2 separate regions of the Homo sapiens genome follow, and region 1 is linked to region 2. A link is an interaction called in ENCODE POLR2A ChIA-PET data of the cell type or tissue named here. Cell type or tissue: PC-9. All regions are shown on one strand. Each heading gives the region's core, and the rest is flanking DNA. Links, peaks and the distances in the headings are about the cores only.

Region 1 (4,271 bases), core at 1,142-3,641, 380 kb before region 2:
CTGATTTTACTCCACCCAAAGGGAAAGAGGGCTCTGCCATTCTTTGATATGAGGAACGCTTGCACAGCAAAGAATGGCAGAGCCTTCTTTCCTGTTAGGTGGAGTAAAATCAGCTCCTTTAGCTTTTCTGAGTAGTTTCATACACAGTATCCCACTGATGGAGATGAAGATCATATCCAAAGTTCCATAGCTAATATATGGTCAAGATGAGAGTTGAATCCAGATTTTTCTCATTTATTTCATCATCCATTTAACAATTACCATTACCTGGGCAGCTACTAAATGCCTTGTGCTCTGTGAGGCTCAGGACACAAAGCAGAGTGGGATTCTCAGCCACCCTGCCGGTCACTGAAACACCTTCCTCTCTCTGCTCAGGTAGGACACTCATGCGGTACCACCCTTCCTGAGGACACCTTCCTTCCATTGCCTGGACAGCAGCATCCTGCCCTGGGCCACCCTCCATGTGGATGCCCTTCCCACTTCCCCAGGGCACTGACTCCAAGCGCAAGGTGCCCTTGCAATAGACACTCTCCTCACCCCTCTAGTTCTGCCATCCTGCCCTGGGCCACCTTCTGTGTAGACCCCTCCTCACCCCACTGAGGGTCTGAGTCTCCGTGCCAGGACATCCTCCCTGGACAGGACCCCCTTCGGACCCTGCTTTGGTCTCCGACACATGCTGGGCTGCCCCCTCCTATGTTGGCACCCTCCTCGCTCCACATGGGCAACCTCACACTGGACCACCGCCCTTGTGTGAGCCTCTATCTCACCCCGGTGGACTCCACCCTCCTGCTCTGGGCACGCTACTTCCTCCCCACTCAGCTACAGAGGCCTGCCTTGCTCTACCTTACCTAATGGCTTCTGAACAGAATTTTCTAGAAGGGAGAGGAAGAAGCATCGAGCTGGTTCTCTTGGCCTGTTCCTGGATCCCATCCTTCTCCTTTGTTCCCGGCTCCTCCATTCTCTAGGAATCTCAATCTCTTCCGGCATTGCTGAGTTCTCAAGGTAGGTGAGGTTTTTGCTGGCTTCCTGCAGGGCTTCCTCTGTCTCCTACCCCATTCCTGCACCATCTCTGATGGCCTGGAGCTCTCCAAGGGCCAAAGCCATGTGGGTTCTGCGGGAAACTCTGGAAGAATGCCTCTGCTCAACATCTTACTTCGTCACAGTTGGCCAGAGAATTCCCCAATCAGTGTGCTGCCTGGGCTCCATGTTTCACGGAGTTTGGAGTCAAACAGCTTTTACAGGATGCCTGTAGCAGCTCTGCTCTCACCCTCCTCCTTCCCTCCACAATCTGGATTGGGAGACAAACCTGACTGGCAGACAGCGCCATGCATGTGGGATTTCCTCCCATATCCCAGCTTAGGCCTTGCACTGACCAATTCAAGCTTATAGTGCCCTCATTCCTGTCCTCTTAAAATAATTAATCTCCCTGGCTCTCATACAAACAAACTTCTGGTTGCCCACCACCACCCATTCTAGACCTTTTAAAAGCCCAATTGTGGGCACAGCTTGGGCTTACGAGGGACGTCCTTCAACTATCTGGCTGAGCATGCTTCTCTTACACTGTTCTCCCTCCCCTCAGTGTGCCCTGTGTGCCAAAGCAGCGTCCATGTTTTGTTACCCACCCGTTGACTAAGACCTCTGTGATACCGAGGCCTGAGGAGCTGCGAGCCCCCATGGCAGAGGCAGGCAAAGGCCCATCTGCTAAAACTCAGGTCCACGTGCAACCTCAAAAGCACCCTGGAACACCTTTTCCTTCCATCTCTCTTAGGTTTTAGCCAGCCAGGAGGAAATTAGAATTTTTTTTCCCATTTTATGATGAGTTATGGAAGAATTAGGTAAAGGAACATTTAAGCTCCCTACTGCTGGGAAACTTGTCTATGGTGAGAGATTTATCAGACCTGGGTGTGTCACCAGGGGAGGCTAGGAAACCTCATTACTGAATATAGAGCCCCAGACCAGGTCTTGGAGACTCTATCATTGATCCAGATAACCCAACTCTGCTTTTTCACTTGCCATCCTTTTAAATTCCCAAATCCTAACTCAAATGCATAGGCTGTCTTTCAAAGAGCAATGACAAGAGAAAGGCATGCACGCTGCGTATGAGAGGGGAGGGGAGGTTCCTGCGGCAGAAGAAGCAAGGTGAGGCACAAGTAACACTGACCGAAATAGAAAGAGCATGACTCAGCTGGGCGTGGTGGCTCGCACCTGGAATCCCAGCACCATGGGAGGCCAAGGCGGGCAGATCACCTGAGGTCAGGAGTTCAAGACCAGCCTGGCCAATATGGCAAAACCCCATCTCTACTAAAAATACAAAAATTAGCTAGGCGTGGTGGCGGGCACCTGTAATCCCAGCTACTCGGGAGGCTGAGGGGGAGGATTGCTTGAAACCAGGAGGCAGAGGTTTCAGTGAGCTGAGATTGTGCCACTGCACTCCAGCCCAGGCAACAGAGCAACACTCCATCTCCAAAAAAGAAAAAAAAGAACAAAAGAAAAAGTATGACTCGACAGCCTTGGCATTGGGCAGGCATTCAGCCCCATGTTAAGGACCCTTGGACCTTTTGGAGTCCAGAGAGTGACTCACCCCTGACCAGGGGCAATCCTACTCTCAGCTCCAACAGTGTTCTTCTGACTCACGGGTACCCCAACCACACTTGGCACTAAAGTTCTGGCTCATGAGAACAGGAAAAAGGAGAAGCAGAGGCATCATATGCTCCCAGGCATCATTCTGTGGGGTATGCCAGTCTTTGCAAATTCTTGGACAGAACAGCATGCAGGGAGAGGGGCACAAACACGTTACATCGGGTTTCCTGTGTACCATCTTGCTCTTGCGGCATCATTGTCCAAGTCCCTCCAGTAGTGCTAGCCGACTGAACTTTCTGCAATGATAGACATGTCCTAGAGTTGAACTGTCCAGCAGGGTGGCCGTGAGCCATCTGTGACCACTGAGCACCTGAAATGAAACTAGTGTGGTTTTCTTTAGTTCTAAGTAATTTATATTTACATACATACAGCCACATGTAGCCAATGACTACTGGATTGGGCAGCACAGCCCTTGATGATGCCCGGCTCTGTCGGGCACCATCATCTCATTCAGGCATTGTGAGTAATGGCCTAAATTCCTTGGGATGACAAAAGCGAGGTTTGTCTGGGAGTATGAAAAGACGCTTCTCTGCCTCGTTTCATGCTTTCTTACAGGGTCGCAGAGAGGGCAGCTTCTGCCATTACTTTTTTTTTTTTTTAACTACCTCTGTGTTTACAGCTCTCTACTTTCCACTGAGCCTGTGAGTCCAGCAGGGACTGGGGTTGGGATGCAGTTTTCAGAGACCTGTGACTACACCTTTGTTACTGGATAGACTCCTCAGCCCTGGATCAGCCACAGCCCTCTCCCAGGAAGCCCCTCAACTCTCTGCTATTACCCTTCTCCAAGGCCTGAAAACAGGACTCTCTCTTCGAGAAGATCACAGACCCTTGAGAAGATACAGAAATTCTCTGCTCGGCCCAAGTCAAAATAAAATGACTGAATAGGCCAGGGCAGCACAGACGAGAGAGGAGTTTTCTCTGGGGCAGTGGTTCTCCAAGTGTAGTCACTGAGCAAGCAGCAGCAGAGTCAGCTGGGAACTTGTGGGACATACAGATCCTGGAGCCCCACCCAGACTACTGAAGCAGAACCTCCTGGGGTGGCGCTGGCAATCTGTGTTTTAATAAGCCCTCCTCATTCTGATGTCCTCTAAAGTGTGAGAACCACAGCTCCAGAATACTGCAGGGCAGTGACGGGTGGAGGAGAAGGAGTAGGGCTGACTTCTCAGAAGAGTCCCGAAGACCTTGTCCTTGAGTCTGCAGAGAAGTTCACCAGGCAGACAAAGAAAGAAAGAGCAAGCCCAGGCATACCCACAAGTACCATCTGAGCTCTGCATACCTTCTGATATATGTTTAATAATCTTGGAATAACAATTGTATTGATATTATGTTGTTTAGAGTAAGTGGCAATGTATTCTTTGAAGAGTTAAAACTGTTTTCTGTGTTTAGAAAAGTTCTCACTTGAACTTAATTTTGTGTTCTAAATTTAACTAAGGATTATTTTTATACAAACTTTTGAAAGCTTACTAAATTTATCTGATTAACTTGTTAACAGTAGGTAGTTAGGCAGACATAAGCAGGGCAGACCCCCACCCCCACCCCAGGAACGTCAGACAACCATCAGGTGATGGTCAGGAAGTTGTTCCACTGCTCCCTAAAATAATAACTGATCGCACCCAGCACCAGGGAAAGGC
Region 2 (4,271 bases), core at 1,074-3,573:
AGGACGTTCAGGTTTCTGGCTTGAGACCTTGGGAGATGGAGAAGAAAGAGCAGTTTGAGAGGCGGAGGGTGAAGATGAAGAGGTCATTTTGGACAGTGTGTTTAGGTGCCTACAAGAGTGGCAATGGAGGAGACACTTTGGCAAGACTGCCTGGGTTTATAGGAGCCTCCTTTTTCCAGATTAAGGGCTATCTTTCCACTTATTCCCACAGTATCTTCACGTGTCACAGGGCAAGAAGATGCTGAGGCCCAACCTGGAACTTGACCCTCAGCGCAAGTGGCTTTCAGTAGTAACAATGCATTCTTCCAGGTAGCAATTCCCACCACCTCATCAGCACCTACTGTGTACCCAGCCCTGGGCCCCAAGCTTTCCACTCTCTGTTTATCCTATGACAACCCTTTGAGTGAGGTATCACCGCATATCTCAAATGGGCAAACTGAGAGCTAAGACTGAAAGAGCCAGTTACATGCCCAAGTTTTCACAGCTAGAAAGCGGCAGAACTGGTGCTCAAACCAGGCCTATGCGTTCCCTTCTATGAGACTGCACTCACCGCATTATATCACCGCAGGCAAAGGTCAGAACGGAAGCCTAACCAGTTCTATAACGGTATCATTTGCAAAACTCATTCATTCATACATTGAATTAACACTGAACTCCTATTAATATATAGGAGCTAGAAGGGTATATGTACTAATATATCTACAAAATATAAATGTGGTCAACCTGACATGGGTGCTGGGGTAGAGATAATGCTTGCGATTGCATAAGCAAAAATAACAGTTTTGGCCTTCGAGGAGTTCTAAAGCAGTGGTCAGCAAACTATGGCCTGGGGGCCAATTCTGGCTCATTACCTGTTTTTGTGAATAAAGTTTTATTGGAATCACAGCCATGTTCATTCATTTACATATTGTCTATGGCCACTTCTGTACCGCAATGTCAAAGTTGAGTGGATGCCACAGAGATCATAATGTCCCATAAAGCTTAAAATATTTATCTATCCCTTTATTTTAAAAACTGCCGATTCCAGGACTAGCGTCAGAACCACAGAGGCTATGGAGTACAATAAAATGTAGATTATTAAAAAGGCACAAATAAAGAGCTGTGACCAAGTCGAGGAGAGCGACTAAAGCCACAGGCAGGATGTACTCAGGAGGAGGTTTTCAAACTGAGCTTTGACAAATGAATGGGGTGTTAGCAGCAGACTCCAGTCCGGAGCGCATCCCCCAGGCGGGCCTGCACATGAGCCAGAATAAGGTGGAGGATGCTTAGATGCGTGGGAAGCAGTCATTCAGGTCTCTTTCCAGAGGAGCAGAAGTCATTGTGGTGGGCGGGACTCTGCCACCGCTCAGCTATGTGACCTTGAGCCAACCCGCTTACCTCCTTGTCCCCCTGACACCAGCCATCTCTCACTGGCCTAGCAGGCTGTGAGAAGCAAATGTGAGGGAAAAAAATACCTGAATGACTTGTGAAAAGTTTAAGCTGTCTGCAAACCTGGGGGGTGTTCATGGCAGTTGTATGGGCTGTATGTGCACATAGACAGCCTCAAAGATAATCATGCATAGAACCTACAAGCAAAGGCCGAGTGTGGTGGCTCACGCCTGGAATCCCAGCACTTTAGGATGCTGAGGTGGATGGATCAACAGGTCAGGAGATCAAGACCATCCTGGCAAACATGGTGAAACCTTGTCTCTACTAAAAATACAAAAATTAGCTGGGCGTGCTGGTGCCTGCCTGTAATCCCACCTACTCAGGAGGCGGAGGCAGGAGAATCGCTTGAACGAGGGAGTCAGAAGTTGCAGTGAGCCGAGATTGCACCACTGCACTCCAGCCTGGGAGACAGAACAAAACTCTGTCTCAAAAAAAAAAAAAAAAAGAACTTAAAAGAAAAAATGTCAGCCCTGGATGGAAAGCTGCCTTTGTCCCTGGCTGAGCACATACTATTTTAAATAAATTCATTCAGTGCAGCTTGGTAATTTTCGAAAGCGTCATCCTTCAAGCTGGGCATGTGTGGACGTCCCGCCCCACAGGACTGCAGTGCGTGCTCCCCGGGGTCTGTGCTGGAGGACTGCAGTGTGTGCTCCCCGGCCCGGGGTCTGTGCTGGAGGACTGCAGTGCGTGGTCCCCGGGGTCTGTGCTAGAGGACTGCAGTGTGTGCTCCCCAGCCTGGGGTCTGTGCTGGAGGACTGCAATGCGTGCTCCCCGGCCCGGGGTCTGTGCTGGAGGACTGCAGTGCGTGCTCCCCGGGGTCTGTGCTGGAGGACTGCAGTGTGTGCTCCCTGGCCCGGGGTCTGTGCTGGAGGACTGCAGTGCGTGCTCCCCGGCCCGGGGTCTGTGCTGGAGGACTGCAGTGCGTGCTCCCCGGCCCGGGGTCTGTGCTGGAGGACTGCAGTGCGTGCTCCCCGGCCCGGGGTCTGTGCTGGAGGACTGCAGTGTGTGCTCCCCAGCCCGGGGTCTGTGCTGGAGGACTGCAGTGTGTGCTCCCCAGCCCGGGGTCTGTGCTGGAGGACTGCAGTGCGTGCTCCCAGGGTCTGTGCTGGGGACTGAGGACTGGACCAAGGAACACACTTTGTCCGGCGCGATCACAAAGGGGTCTTTGCGCATTCTCAGCCAGCTGGACTCGCGCTGGTAAACGCTGTGTTCCCTGCTCCCTCGCCCTTCCTCCAGGAAGCACCTCCTTCTGCCCCAGTCTGGATGATGCTTTTCCGCTCACACCCTTGAACCCACATTCCCAGCCCAAGGGGGAGTCCGCGGCCCCGGCAGTGCAGCCTGCAGCACCTGGCTCGCCTTCCTCTGCCCTGGGCCAAACCCTCAGACGCAAGAGAAACCAGAGCTTGCTCAGCTGGCCAGCACTCGGGTTCCTGTCCAAGTGTTTGTGGCTGGGCTTCCTGCTGACGGAAGGGCGGCCTGCAGCTCTCCTCTGACATCCCGAGAGGTGGCTCCCAGGGCCTGGCCGCCAAGCACGTCCAGCTGGCACCCGGCAGAGCTGCCGCGGTGGCTGCACTCTGCGCAGCTGTCCGTCGACATTCACAGGGATGCTGAGGTCAGGCTGCGAGAACTGTAAAGGGGATTCCTTTGGGAAGAGAGGAAGCTGTGAATCAGAGCAGAAACGCTGGAGCTCAGGCTTGTCCTGGGCAGATGGCCAGAGCCTGCCTTACATACACCCCACCTTCCAGACCGACGGACCCCCTTGCTCCACTGAAGCCCGCCTCTCTCACCACCTGAGAACCTTTGCCGGTGTCCCCTCATGAGTCTCTACCACACAGCTTCCCTCGGCCCCAGGTGCACCAGAAACAGAGCCCAGGCACCCAGATTAGAGCCTGTCCTGGGCTATCAGGACCTCATGAAATTTAACTTCATGGAGAACCAGCTTCCCTTTCACAAGTGCAACTTGGAGAGTGAGAATACTTGCTAGGTATAATGTGTTTATTTTCCCAAGTTTCAAGGGCTGTGACATAGGAAACGGAGTCAGACTTACACTATATAGCTCCAGGGGCCTGAATAAGCATAACAGAGACAGAGTTTAAATAAGGAAAAAATAACCCACAAAATAGGCTGTCTCAGAAGGTAGTGAGCATCCTGTTATCAGGGGTATTCAACAGAGATCGCTTGCAGAAACTTTCAAGTGCTAGACTTTGAACTCTGTGAGGGGAGCACCCCACATCTGTCTCCATTCCCTGCTGCAGACACAGCACCCAGCGCAGTGCCTGACAGTTGGTGCGCCGAAGTATGTGTGGAAGGGAGGAAGAAAAAGAGGGAAGGGGATAGAAGATAAAGATGGAGGGAGGAAAAGAGTCTGAGTACTTTGGAGAGCAAACTCTTCCTTTAAGGGAGAGGTTGGACAAGCTGGCTCTTGAGTCCAGCTGTCTCTGATTCCATGGTTCTGAGGTCAGGTTTATAGGTGCCCCCTCCAAAGGGTGTTGTGATATTAGCTGCAAAACAGAGCTTAGCAACTCTCCTCGGAGAGTGCTTGTTTCCAGGCAGAAGCCTTCTATCAGAGCACTCATCCGCAACCTCCCTGTCTTCCATCTTGTCATTCACTGCTACAGAACGCTGAAAAACGCAGAGTCCCCTTTGAAAGATGCAGAGCCCGAGGCTCCAAGAGGAGTGAATAGTCTGAGCTGGGACATCCTCAGGCTCTGGGTTCCAAGTCCAGCACCCCCTCGTCCCATGCCTGTCAGTCTGTCTCACTGCTGGCCTCAGGTCCTTCATCCTTGAAGACTGATGTTATGTTATAACAGAATACCTGGTGTTTGTTTAAGCACCAGAAGTTC

The links. Peaks named below come from ENCODE experiments on the same cell type or tissue, not always from the same donor. Only the 100,000 strongest peaks of a DNase experiment are listed, where the experiment ranks them.
Region 1: POLR2A ChIA-PET joins it to region 2 with 6 read pairs; 2 of 35 experiments call an interaction of 5 or more read pairs at or near these places.

The regions. Positions count from the first base shown.
Region 1 is chr3:193,881,153-193,885,423 of GRCh38, forward strand. It overlaps LOC105374286 (a long non-coding RNA gene), which reads left to right. Exons shown (of 5, transcript XR_001741076.2): 5 at 376-588. Among named protein-coding and RNA genes, the nearest start is that of LINC02038, 39 kb to the left of the region's middle. RefSeq lists an enhancer at 1,681-2,880. In PC-9, for the core only: no CTCF peak of the experiment used is centred there; DNase peaks (open chromatin) are centred at 2,149 and 2,579; H3K27ac peaks cover 2,500 bases.
Region 2 is chr3:194,262,772-194,267,042 of GRCh38, forward strand. No RefSeq gene overlaps it. Among named protein-coding and RNA genes, the nearest start is that of LINC02048, 12 kb to the right of the region's middle. In PC-9, for the core only: no CTCF peak of the experiment used is centred there; no DNase peak of the experiment used is centred there.